3 separate regions of the Homo sapiens genome follow, and all the other regions are linked to region 3. A link is a contact called in ENCODE Hi-C or POLR2A ChIA-PET data. All regions are on one chromosome and are shown on one strand. The core of a region is the stretch at or near the end of the contact, and the rest is flanking DNA. Distances in the headings are between cores, read along the strand shown. Region 1 overlaps LOC105376364 (a long non-coding RNA gene). Region 2 holds the start of LINC00705 (long intergenic non-protein coding RNA 705). Region 3 has its middle 68 kb from the start of LINC00703.

Region 1 (3,992 bases), core at 202-2,701, 510 kb after region 3:
ACCTCTTAATAATAATCATAGTAACTCTCTCATGGGGCCCTTCCCCACACAGTTCTGCATGCTGAGTTCACTGAAATGGTCTGGCCCTGTCACTGCAGGTCATGGTATTTTCCTGCTAGGAGTTTCGGTTTCTGTTACAGACTGTGTGTGCCTGAGGTTTGCTTCTCTTGGCTGCTCTTCCACAGTGGAATGTTCTTTTTGAAATCGATGACTTTCAAGGTGATCATTACGTGCCAGAGACCCCTGTGAGCTCCTTCAGAACACCAAATTTGGACTCTCCCCAGCTCCCGAGCTGGCTGTCAAGGGTGTGAGCTGACAGTTGAGATGATTAAGCCAACTGACATCATGCCAGGAAATGCCACAATTTAGAAATTCATGTCAATGCCCACTCCTCATTCTATGAGGAAGGCCATGTGCAGTTTGCCAGAAATACTATTGAGAGGCACTAAATAACTAGCACTGATGAGTCTCTATTAAAATAAGATAACTTACTATACATTTCTTAACATATTTATGTTTACACAGGAAAAGCAAAACCATTTGACATTAGTTAAGACTTTAATTTTACTCTTTGAGCAAAGCAAGCTATATAACTAAGCTAAAAGGAAGGCAAAGACAATTTGCAAATATAAAATTGCTTTAAGGAGTCAACGTAGAGAATGATGCTATTAAGATTATCATCAGAATTCAATTACAATTTCACTCATTTTTAGTTATGAAGAAGGAACACATCCAGAAGTGCTGTGCTCGCCAACTGTTTAATATTAATTAGTGAAAACGGTGTTTCCTGATTTAGCCATGAAAGTTAGTAAAGCATTTCATTTCAAATAAATTTTTATTGAAAGCAAATTTTAAAACTACCTGGGGTTGTGTTCAGCAAGGCTTGGGAATTTGAACTTTTTCACATGTGAAAGTTTAAACCTTTTTCTTTTCCCTGTTGTGTGCAAAAATCTCCTTTTGTTTGTCCTCCTGTGGAAATCGTTACTTTCACCCATATATGGCTCCAAAAATATAAACCATCTTAGAGAGGCTGTTGAAATTATTCACTCTTGGCCTAGAGCTAATTGTGGCTTTTCACTCCTAACAGTATCTTATGAGAAAGTTGTAAGTGAAATTAGGGTCAAAATGCACATATGAAAGCCGTGTAGCATTCTCAGAAAAACCACACATGGGCTGTTTTTTCTGTTGTTTTTTTTTTTTTTTTTTTTTGAATATCTGTTTATCAAAAAGCTGCCCATGGTGATTCAGAGCCACATTTTTCCTCTGTGTGTATATACTGGAGAACTTTGACCACGCTTGCTGATTTCAAAGCAAGGCAATATCTTTTCAATGACATCAGCTTCCACTCCCTGTACCGGGAACTCACCGTTCTCTGAACTGAAAGTTGGGAGCTGGTGCCAAAGGTTGTCTCACCTGTGACTGCATTTCCTGTAAGCCCAGTTCACCCTGGCGTGGGCCTGGCCGATTCAGATAATGACACACACCTCTCCAGTTCTCACAAGCAACAGCCCCAAGACTAACTCTTCAGTCATCTCCAGACTATGACCCAGGCCATGGAGAGCAGCCACACCTGGAGAGGAGCCTGCCCTTGCTCTCCTGGGCTGTGCTGTCACTGGCAGTGAGAGTAGAACTGTCTTCCCTTCAGAATCACTGAATGATCAATAAAAAACTCTCAGCAGGGCGCAGTGGCTCACGCCTGTAATCCCAGCACTTTGGGAGGCCGAGGCGGGTGGATCACAAGGTCAGGAGATTGAGACCATCCTGGCTAACACGGTGAAACCCCGTCGCTACTAAAAATACAAAAAATTAGCCGAGTGTGGTGGCAGATTCCTGTAGTCCCAGCTACTCAGGAGGCTGAGGCAGGAGAATGGCGTGAACCCGGCAGGCGGAGCTTGCAGTGATCCCAGATCGCGCCACTGCACTCCAGCCTGGGCGACAGAGGGAGACTCCGTCTCAAAAAAAAAAAAACAACACTCTGACCCTTGTGGGCAGGAAGTGAGCCTTATAGGTTAACACGTGTGTGTGCCACAGCCAGAAGCCCCCGTGCCGACCCCTCTTCATGACATGGTTGGGGCTGCAGCTCCTAGGGACACAAACACATGAGATTCGGGGCCACAGGAGACCCCTACAGTGAAATGACAAAATGCCTCCCTGTGCAGCTCAGGCAGTGGACACCGTGTGATAAGAAATGGAAATAAAACCACCGTGTTTTTTTCTGTCCTGTAGCAGGAGGGTAGGTGCCTGCAAGCTTGTGCATTTCAGAAAGGGTGAATGACAGTGGATTCAAATTATCTCAAGGTGTTAATCCCCCATTTACATTGTGCTTCTACTGTATTGACAGACTCCTCTAGTAAGTATAAGGAAAAATTATCTCCTGGGATTCAAAGGACCAGCCTGCTCAGAAAACGGAGGAGATAAAGAATTACACACAGACACAGACAGATACACATACAAACACACACAGACCATACACACATACACACATGTAGATATGCAGGCAGACACACAGAGAGACTCACAGACACACATGCGTACACATAGACACACAGACACACATACAAACACACACAGACCATACACACATGCATACATGCACATATGCAGCAGACACACAGAGAGACCCACAGAAACACATGAATACACATAGACACAAAGACACACATACAAACACACACAGACCATACACACATACACACATGCAGATATGCAGGCAGACACACAGAGAGACGCCTACAGAGAGACTCACAGACACACATGTGTATACACAGACACACAGACATATACAAACGCACACAGAGCATACACACACACACGCAGATATGCAGGCAGACACACAAAGAGACTCACAGACATACATGTATACATACAGACACACATATACACATACATGCACACAGAGACACACAGAGACACACACGGACATACACATATATACACATGTACATACACAGATATACATACACACGTATACACATGCAGATATATAGGCAGACACATGGAGAGACACACACAGACACACATACATACACAGACATACACGCATGTACACACAGACACTGGGATATATAAGTACATATAGACACTGTAGAATGATCTTAACCATTCCTCTCTTCCTCCAGTAACTCACATTTCTAGGTGACTCTGATTTTCTTTAGCTTTAAACGAAAAAGCAAAATGCTTTCTATAATACCTCTTTGTTTGAAAGTATATTTTTAAAAAGATTCTGAATGGAAGATATTTTTTTCAAGTCCTCTCATCTTTTACTTTTCCGCTGGTGATATCCTCACTGAGTCCATTTGGACAAAGACCGTGGAGAAGCCATTGGGCGTGACACCCGGCGTGGAGCCTGCCCTTTCAGAGCAGGTCAGAGCCAAAATAGACAGCAAAGGAGAACTAAATCCAGGTTGAACAATGCTGGCCCAAAAATAGCAACAGCGTTTATGAGCACAGCAGCAGGAAAGGCTGCTAATCATTTGCCAGGATCTTTTATTTGGGTTTGTCACTATTGAGCGACACTGGGGACTTGAGGCCCCTGTCGAGCACACAAGTCCAGAATTCCAAATAAGAGACTCTAATAATAATATCTGGTGCAGAACCGTCCTTCCATAGAGAACTAAGGAGCCAGCGCCTCCCGTGCTCCCCAGGAGCTGGCAGGAGGGTTTCCTGAGCATCTGCTCTGCAGGGGCATCCCACCAGGCTCTGGCATGAATCCTCCATTCACCCTCACAGCTCCTGTTCGTAGCTTTCAGTGCTCCATGCTACCAATGAGGAAACTGAGGCCCAGAGAGTAAGACGGCCCAAGGCCACGCAGCTGGAAAGCTCTTCCTGTCACACCACGGATCTCGAGTGTTCTGTGCAGTAGGGAAACCTTAGACACTCTTCACTGCAGAGGGTGGTGCAGCCGAAAGTGTAGATCGCAGGGTAACTCTCCCAGAGCACAGCCACCGAGTGCAGGAGGCATGCAGAAGGGACGGAGAAGCATCCCCTCAGGG
Region 2 (3,979 bases), core at 1,242-3,741, 340 kb before region 3:
TCATCTTTTAAAAAACCTGCTACTTCAAATAACTTCAAAGTGAGGAAAAGCTTTTATCAGCTTTAGAGTTAAAATGCAGATGTTAATCGCAGGTTAGGATCTTGATAATTTCTAAAAAGACAAATGCAGCATTATTTGTAAAAGTACATACAGTCGTGTACAGCATAACAACGTTTTGTTCAACGAAGGACCACATATACCATGGTGATCCCTCAAGATTATAATGGAGCTGGCAAACTCCTGCCAACTCATCAGGCAGTCGCCACTGTAAGACTGTAGCAAAATGCATTAGTCCTGTGTTCGTGGTGATGCTTGTGTACACAGACTTACTGCACTGCCAGTCATATAAAAATACAGCACATACAATAAGGTATAGCACATAATACCTGACAATGATAATAAATGATTAGGTTACTAGTTTAATATGCTATAGTTTTTATTGTTATTTTAGATTGTACTCTTTATGTTAATATATTATTAAAAGGTCAGTTGTGAAACAGCTTCAGGCACTTCCTTCAGGAGCTATCCAGAAAAAGGCATTGTCATCATAGGAGATGCCAGCTTAATGCGTGACGTTGCCCCTGAAGACCTTCCAATGGGGCAAGAAATGTAGGTGGAAGACAGTGATAATGATCCTGACCCCGTGTAGGTGTAGGCTATTGTGTGGTTTGTGTTTTAGTTTTTAACAAAAAAGTTTAAAAATTAAAAAATTAAACAATATAAGAGCGCTTATAGAATACGGATATAAAAAGAGACAATATTTTTGTTCAGCTATACAGTGGATTTGTGTTTTCAGTGGAGTGTAATTACAAGAGTCAGAAAGTTAAAACAAAGTGAAAAGTTTATACTGTAAAAAAAGTTATAGTGGGCTAAGGTTAATTCATTATTGATGAGAGAAATTTTTTTGTACATTTTGTGTAGTCTAAGTGTACAGTGCTTGTAAAGTCTGCAGTAGCATACAGTAATGTCCAAGGCTTTCACATCCACTCACCACTCGCTCACTGACCCAGCCAGAGCAACTTCCAGTCCTGAAAGCTGCATTCATGGTGAGTGTCCTACACAGGTGCATCATTTTTATCTTTTATACCATATTTTTACTGTATCTTTTCTATGTTTAGATATGTAAATACCATTGTGTTACAATTGCCTACAGTATTCAGGACAATAACAGGCTGTACATGTTTGTTGCCTAGCAGCAGTAGGTGTGTAGTAGGCTCTTCTGTCTAGTTTTGTGAAAGTTCACACTATGATGTTTGCATAACAACAAAATCACCTATGGATGCGTTTCTCAGAATGTATCCCCATTGTTAAACGATGCATGGCTCTGTGTGTGTATGTGCAGGACTCTGTGTGTGTGGTATATGCATACCACATACGCACACATCCACACTATACTATGCACTCTACATATATACAACTACATAGGCAAATATAAAGCTGCATGTGCATAAATACACAAACAAACACACATACATATGTATAAAAGGTAATGTATTGATATTAATACTGACAATGTGTACTAAGCATATATTTATATACCCTTAAATGTATATTATTTTAATACATACTATATTATGTTATATACTAATACACTTTTTTAAAACTGAAAGAAATCTCGTTGCCAATTTGTGTTTCTAAATATGATGTCCATATTTTTTCTGATTTTATTACTATAGCTGTGATCACGTCATGTAACTTAATTTTGATGATGTTTCTCACAGTATAGTTTGAGGGTATCCAGCCTCAGATTATCTGAGGATGTAGCTCAAGATTTCCTAATTTTGCAAACAGCAAGCTTCCCAGGAGATTCTTAGATTCCTGCTAACAAAAGGCGGAGACTCACTGGACAGTTACTGAAGATAGACAGTAGGGGGCGGAAGGGCCCACGCTTCTTTGATATTGGTGGCTTTGGTTTTTCAGTGACGGGGGACACTTTGACTTCAGGTATGTTCTGCATTTAGAATTTTCAAATGAACGTTTCTTGTCTGTTCCCTTCTTTTTTCTGCCTCCAAACATAATGTCTATCATTGTAAAAGTAATAAAAAATCACTGAACAAAATTTGGAAAATACCAAATGAATAACAATAGAAATAAAGTAAAAAAAGAACCACTCAAATTCCCATCATCAAGAAATAAACATTCTGATAATATTTAATTTTATTTTCCTATATATATTGTGTGTGTGTATATATGTATGTGTATATATATACATATATTCAAAATGTATTATAACACAAAATGTATAAAATATATAATAGTATAAACAAAATTATATTATATATGTCATTTTCATGTCATATGTCAGATATAGCATATTAATACATACCCAGTTTTCTAAAATGCTGATCTCTTTGAAATATTCAATTATCAATTGTGTTTCTTTCCTCACTGAAGTTCCTTTTTACGACTTTTGGTAGTGAAGAGATAAAGTTCATTACAAAACATGCCAGGCTTAAGCAATTTTCCAAAGGGATTAACGAATTGCAGTGGCCGCAGGCTATGTAAAAATTTTTAAAAGGTGGTGTCTCTCATATTCTTCAGCATAACTTGGGTCACAGAAACCCAGGCATAAAAATTCATTGTGAACTCATATTCTACCATGGCCTGACACTGGTAAGTTATTTTGTTGCAAAAGCCTTAAGCAATTTGAGATGTCGAAGCACGTTTTCAAGAGTTAGCACATCTCCATTGTCTATAAACTGCATGCATATTTTATGCCTAAAAAATATTTCATCTTCTGATTTTCTAGCTTTCTTCTGCAGGTTGTTTTTTTTTTTTTAGAATATTTTTCAATCATTTTAATTCTCTATTGTAAAACTTGGAAATCTCTACTTATGGACTGCCAAGAACAGTCTGAAATTAAATCAATTTACTCTCACTCTTAGTGAATATTTTGGGAGTGCTAGGTATTGAATGTGTCCCCCAAAAGTTCATGTGTTAGAAATGTAATCCTTCTGCCCCTATGATGAGATGAATGGATGAATGAGGGCTCTGTTCTCATGACGGGATGAATGTTGCTGTCCCAGGAGTGGGTTTATTATCACAGCAGCGTTATTCTTGTGCCTGTGAGCTCTCCCTGGCTCCCTTGCTCCCACTCTGAGCATGTGATGCCCTCTGCCATGAGGTGAGGCAGCAAGAAGGCCCTCACAGATGCCGGCACTGTGGACTTCCAGCCTCTAGAACTATGAGCTAAATAAACTTTTTAATATAAATTACCTAGTTTGTCATCTTTTGTTACCAATAAGAAAAGGCAATAAGACCGGGAGGTTCTATTATGATGTCATTCATGGGAAAATGGTAGACAGGACAGAATCTTTGCTGGCTCCCTAGATACTGCCTTGGAATGTTACTCTTGGAAAACAGTGGCTACAGAGTGATGCCTTTCTCCATAACTTTAATTTACCTTAAGAAAAGCTTTGAGTGCTACTGAGTCGGGAATGAAAAACCTAGAGAATGTTCTGTCCTGTGGGAGCAAGGAGTATAGTTAGTCCCTGTATTACTACCCAAAGGGGCATGAGGCTTCACCCTCCTTGGGCTCCCTAGGGACTTATAATGCCTTCCTGTAATTATCGGGCCAGTTAATTTAATACTAATCCACTTAATTCAGTTAACATCAGATTTGTCCTAGGGATCTTGTTACATCCTTTTGTATACTAAAAGAGAAAAAGAAAAAAAAAAAGATTTGCTTCTCTTTCAATATTCCTGGGAAGTTGGATATCCACATGGAAAAGGCAGATCTCTAGTTCACAACAGATAAAAAATAAATTTTACTCAATGTGAAATTAAATGTAAAAAATAAAACTTCAACATTGTAGAAGAAAATATAGAAAAAGCTCTTTAGGTCTGTGAAGGAGAAAAGAATTATCGAAATCAGGCCATAAAGAAAAAGTACAAGTCATAAAGGCAATAAATATACAAATAGAGTTTAACCTCTGAAACACTTGACCGAATGTTCTGAGGTAAAAACAACAAACCAGCC
Region 3 (4,130 bases), core at 202-2,701:
CCATTAGAGATCAATTTATTTTAGGAAATATATTAGAAGGCAAATAACTATTGACTCACTAACAAGAATGGCAAATATAGAAAAAGTAGACAATACCAAGTGTGGGCAAAATTGTGGAGCTCCTGGCACTCTCATATATGGGTGACAGGACTGTAGAAAGTTATTTAGCCATATGTACTGAGGTGAATTAAGTGTAACATTTCACTTTTAGGTGTAGATTTGTGTGCAACAGAAATGTGTGCATTTGTTCACCATAAAACAACCATGAGAATGTGCATAGCTACACTATTTATAATATTCAAAGACAGTAAACAGCCCAAATGTATCATATTCATATAATACTCTGTAACCATGAGAATGAATAAATGCACACCACAACACAAGAGAATTTTGTAAAAGTTCTATTGAGAAAAGAAAGCCAGGCGCAACAGAGTACATGTGCTAGATAGGATTCCACTCATGTGAAGTTCAAAAGCAAGCAGAATCAATCCATGGTAGTGAAGTCAGGATACAGGCTGGAGTTAATGACTGGGAGGGGAACAAAAGGGCTTCGAAGGTGCTGTTAGTATTTTGTATCTTAACATGGGTGCTAATTAATGCTGTGTGTTTAGTTTGCAAAAATTTATTCAACCATGACCTATATTGTATTTCCTTTCAGGGTATATCTCATAACCTCAATGAAAATTTTCATTTTAAAAAAGTGTTTTTTGGGGAAAATATGTATTAAGCAAATTCTGTATTGTGTAGAAGTATGACTGTGAAGGCTATGAAGATTTGATGTATAAATGAGGAAAGCTTTGAAATGGGCATAAAAGGGAAAGGAGAGGCACTGGAAAAAGTATATTCAACGAAACATGCCAGAGCTTTAGATGCAGCCATAGTTATCTCTCTGAGAACCACCTGGTTGTCTGAATGAGGAGAGCTGGCTCATAGGCAGAGGAAAAGCTTTAAAGAGAAATGTGACTTTTATTTCTAGGCTCCTCTCTTTGGGCATCAACAGCTTTCCCCAACAAATACCTGTCCACAATTCTATATTCACAGCAAGATGGAGTCCCCCTCCAGTTTTGTGTACTTCCTATGCTAATATTGGCAGCCAAGAAAAACAAAAGGACAGCACTCTTAAAGTTATTCACAAAAAAGGCATCAGGGTCTCTAAAATTGTCATCCTACCACCTACTTATTATTTCAATGCTATTATTTTTTAAGCCCTGAAATAAATGCCCAATTTTGGGGCTCCTGTTGGAAATCAAACAAATCTTTTTGCGGGCTACTCTCTGGCCCATTCCTTCCCTTCAGGCCTGCTGAGGGTGATGTCATCTGGACACATGGAAACTTACTGTTCCAATAAGACTCTCTGAAGTGCCCTTGGTTCTGCCAGGCCCACTGACTCAGAAGCGCAGGGTGATCAGATGACGATGGCATTCCGCGGCTGGACCACTTCCCCCAGTGCCTGCTTTGATAAAAACACATCCACAGAACACTGTTGGTCAGGAGCCTCCTGCATGACACCGAGTCACTAGTTTCTGTTTGGTTCTATTCCCATCAATATTACATGCACCAATATTATAACAAATATCTTTTTTTTTTCTTCCTTCGCCCACCCACCCTTTCCAAGTAGCCACATACTGGCTGCACTATCTAATCCTCCGAGAACAAAGAGAGTCTGTTTGGGTGCAGACATAGCTTAGGTCCTTTCCACGACACACTTTCATCAGCTGCCCGATAGATGCCGCCTTCTCTCGGATCAACCGCAGCTGTTTAAAGATTTTTGAAAAGACATAATGTGTTTCTTACAAAATTCTCCTTAGATTCAGAAAGATAGTGTTCTGATAATTCTCTTTTAGCAGGGGTCACAGAAAAGAGAAACCTATAGATCTTAAGTATAATAACTGCAGACAAAATATTTTATATTTTCAAGGAACATAAGAAATAATGACACACATTGAGAGATAGGTGTTAATATCCTTCAATGAGGTACAAAAAGGTTAAGTGGCTTACAGAGATTAAAACATCTCCTGCTAGCCCATCACTCAAAACACTCACATGATAAAATGACGGCACACAAAACCTTCAGATGTAAAAGGGATTTTCATTGTTTCTCATTATGATTGTTTTTGCTTTTATTCTTTCAACTGGAAAATTATTCCCATGAAAATTTTCAATCATTGCACATAAAAAGATGTTTAGCAGGGACTGTTCGGTACTTGGAAGCTGTGAAAATCTGCTTACGCTCTCAAAACATCTGTAGCCTCCAGTGGAGTTTTGGCTCTCTCCACCGTACTTGCCTTCCAGTAAAAACACAGGAGAGTGGCAATTTCCCTTCGATGCTGCAGTGCAAAGCTATAATCTTGGGAAGCAATGAGTAAACACATTACTGAACAGTGGTGTGGAAGAAGAGACACAACTGCCTGATTGTTTCAGTAAAAGACACAGGGAATTAGTTGACTGTGTTCTTGTAGATGTCAGTTTATGCACCCCCTATGCACACTCTTTCTCTCTTTCTCTTAGTCTCTTTTTCCCCCTCTTTCTCTCTCAGCTGTCTCCCCCATATCTCTCTCTGTTTTTCTCACACACATACTACACACATTATTAAGGCCCAACTATAGAGTGACTCTAACCATCTGATCAATAGATAGAAACAAACCAAACAAAAGCACACTTTAAACTTTATGATAATCATTAGTGCATACATCCTAAACTTCCCATTAATTTATTAGAAATAATGGAGCTAAAGAGAAAATAATATTTATCAAGCTTGTAATGTACCAGACACAAAGTTTATCTCTTTTAACACTTTAGTCTCTACAGACATGCACAGATAGTAATTGTATTGGTATCTCTGGGTTTGTTTTTGTTTTTGTTTTGAGGCATGGTTTTACTCTGTTACCTGGGCTAGAGTGCAGTGGCATGATCCTAGCTCACTGCAGCTGTGAACTCTTGGGCTCAAGTGATCCTCCTACCTCAGCCTCCTAAGTAGCTGGAACTGCAGGCATAAGCCATCATGCCTAGCTATTTAATTTTTTTTTTTTGAGACAGGGTCTCACTGTGGTGTCCACGCTGGTGTGTAACTTCCGGACTCAAGTGATTCTCCTGCCTCAGCCTCCCAAAGGGCTGGGATTACAAGTGTGAGCCACAGCCCTAGCCAGTACCTCTGTTTTTATGGAGGAAAAATTGTTAGGCTGAAAGAAGTGAAGAAGGGAGTAACTTGTCCAAGGTTTTATACATTTATATATGTATGCATATATATATATGTGTGTGTGTGCATGCATGTGTGTGTATATATTATATATGTGTTGTGTGTGTATACGTATGTTACATATATATACAAAATATTGTTATATTGGTATATCTAAATTTAGTACATGTTTATGGGATGGACAGAGATTCAAATTCAGTCATGTCTTATTGCTAAATTTACATATTTTATGCCTCAAAGCTCTAATAACATTTGGCTCTAATACGATGACTGTCCAACCTTCCATTCTTTTTTTTTGCTTCCATTCCTTATAATTTACCAATCAGTACATTCAATGAAAAATACTATTTTAATAAAGCCTGTCATATTTAAAATACTATGTTCTCTAGATGTTTTACTATAGCCATGTATTTATATTATAATTTTAAAATATTTTAAAAACATCACTTGTTAGATAATGGCTATTCATTTTATATCTACTAATTTGACATCTTTTCATTAATAAGGCACTTCTGCAGTTAGCTCATTTTATGACCTTTTACGCTTGGAAAAATCTTAATTTTACCGCATAAGTAGGGTGAAGCTCATATACTATCCTTGTTCAGGAACGAGTAACACAAGTATTAAAAAGGGCTAAATGCAGGTTGAGATCACATACGTTTGATTTCCCTTTTAATAATCTACATAAACAAAGACTTAATATTGGTTCAGTCTCATGGTTTTGTATGCTATGACTAAAGCCAATCATTGCTTCAAGGTTTCAACAAACAACGAGATTTGGGCTGAACTGTACTGAAAGAGACAACTGTGAATCGCTCAGATTCTATGTACTCTGACAGATTAAATTATTAAAAAGGAGATTCCTTCAAGAGCATCTGAAATCTATACTGTGGAAACATTCAGAACTCATCATAAGGGAAATATTTCATGTGAG

The links. A loop is a pair of places that touch in the nucleus more often than their neighbours do. ChIA-PET counts read pairs that join two places held with the same protein, here RNA polymerase II (POLR2A). Pooled maps may share reads with other maps.
Region 1: POLR2A ChIA-PET joins it to region 3 with 10 read pairs in WTC11. The contact joins two enhancer-like sites. POLR2A ChIA-PET finds 5 or more read pairs at or near these places in 4 of 52 experiments (IMR-90, Panc1, WTC11 and 1 more).
Region 2: a loop to region 3 is called in a pooled map, with 3 times the contacts of the local background. The contact joins the promoter of LINC00705 here to the enhancer-like site in region 3. A Hi-C loop is called at or near these places in 2 of 50 pooled maps. POLR2A ChIA-PET finds 5 or more read pairs at or near these places in 2 of 52 experiments (MCF 10A and activated CD4-positive, alpha-beta T cell).

The regions. Positions count from the first base shown.
Region 1 is chr10:3,807,715-3,811,706 of GRCh38, reverse strand. It overlaps LOC105376364 (a long non-coding RNA gene), which reads right to left. Exons shown (of 2, transcript XR_930580.3): 2 at 3,190-3,992. Among named protein-coding and RNA genes, the nearest start is that of LINC02639, 24 kb to the left of the region's middle. RefSeq lists enhancers at 123-372, 660-1,859, 1,987-2,312, 36-2,312 and a cis regulatory region at 1,247-1,592. Within about 2 kb of position 1,451, at least 37 of the 41 ENCODE cell types and tissues checked have a DNase peak (open chromatin) inside an H3K27ac peak, as active enhancers do; they include IMR-90 and Panc1, where a contact is called at or near this core.
Region 2 is chr10:4,654,668-4,658,646 of GRCh38, reverse strand. LINC00705 (long intergenic non-protein coding RNA 705) reads right to left here and starts at 2,491. Exons shown (of 3, transcript NR_015425.1): 1 at 2,327-2,491. MANCR (mitotically associated long non coding RNA) reads left to right here. Exons shown (of 4, transcript NR_024475.1): 3 at 922-1,046.
Region 3 is chr10:4,313,917-4,318,046 of GRCh38, reverse strand. No RefSeq gene overlaps it. Among named protein-coding and RNA genes, the nearest start is that of LINC00703, 68 kb to the left of the region's middle. Within about 2 kb of position 1,451, at least 9 of the 41 ENCODE cell types and tissues checked have a DNase peak (open chromatin) inside an H3K27ac peak, as active enhancers do; they include IMR-90 and Panc1, where a contact is called at or near this core.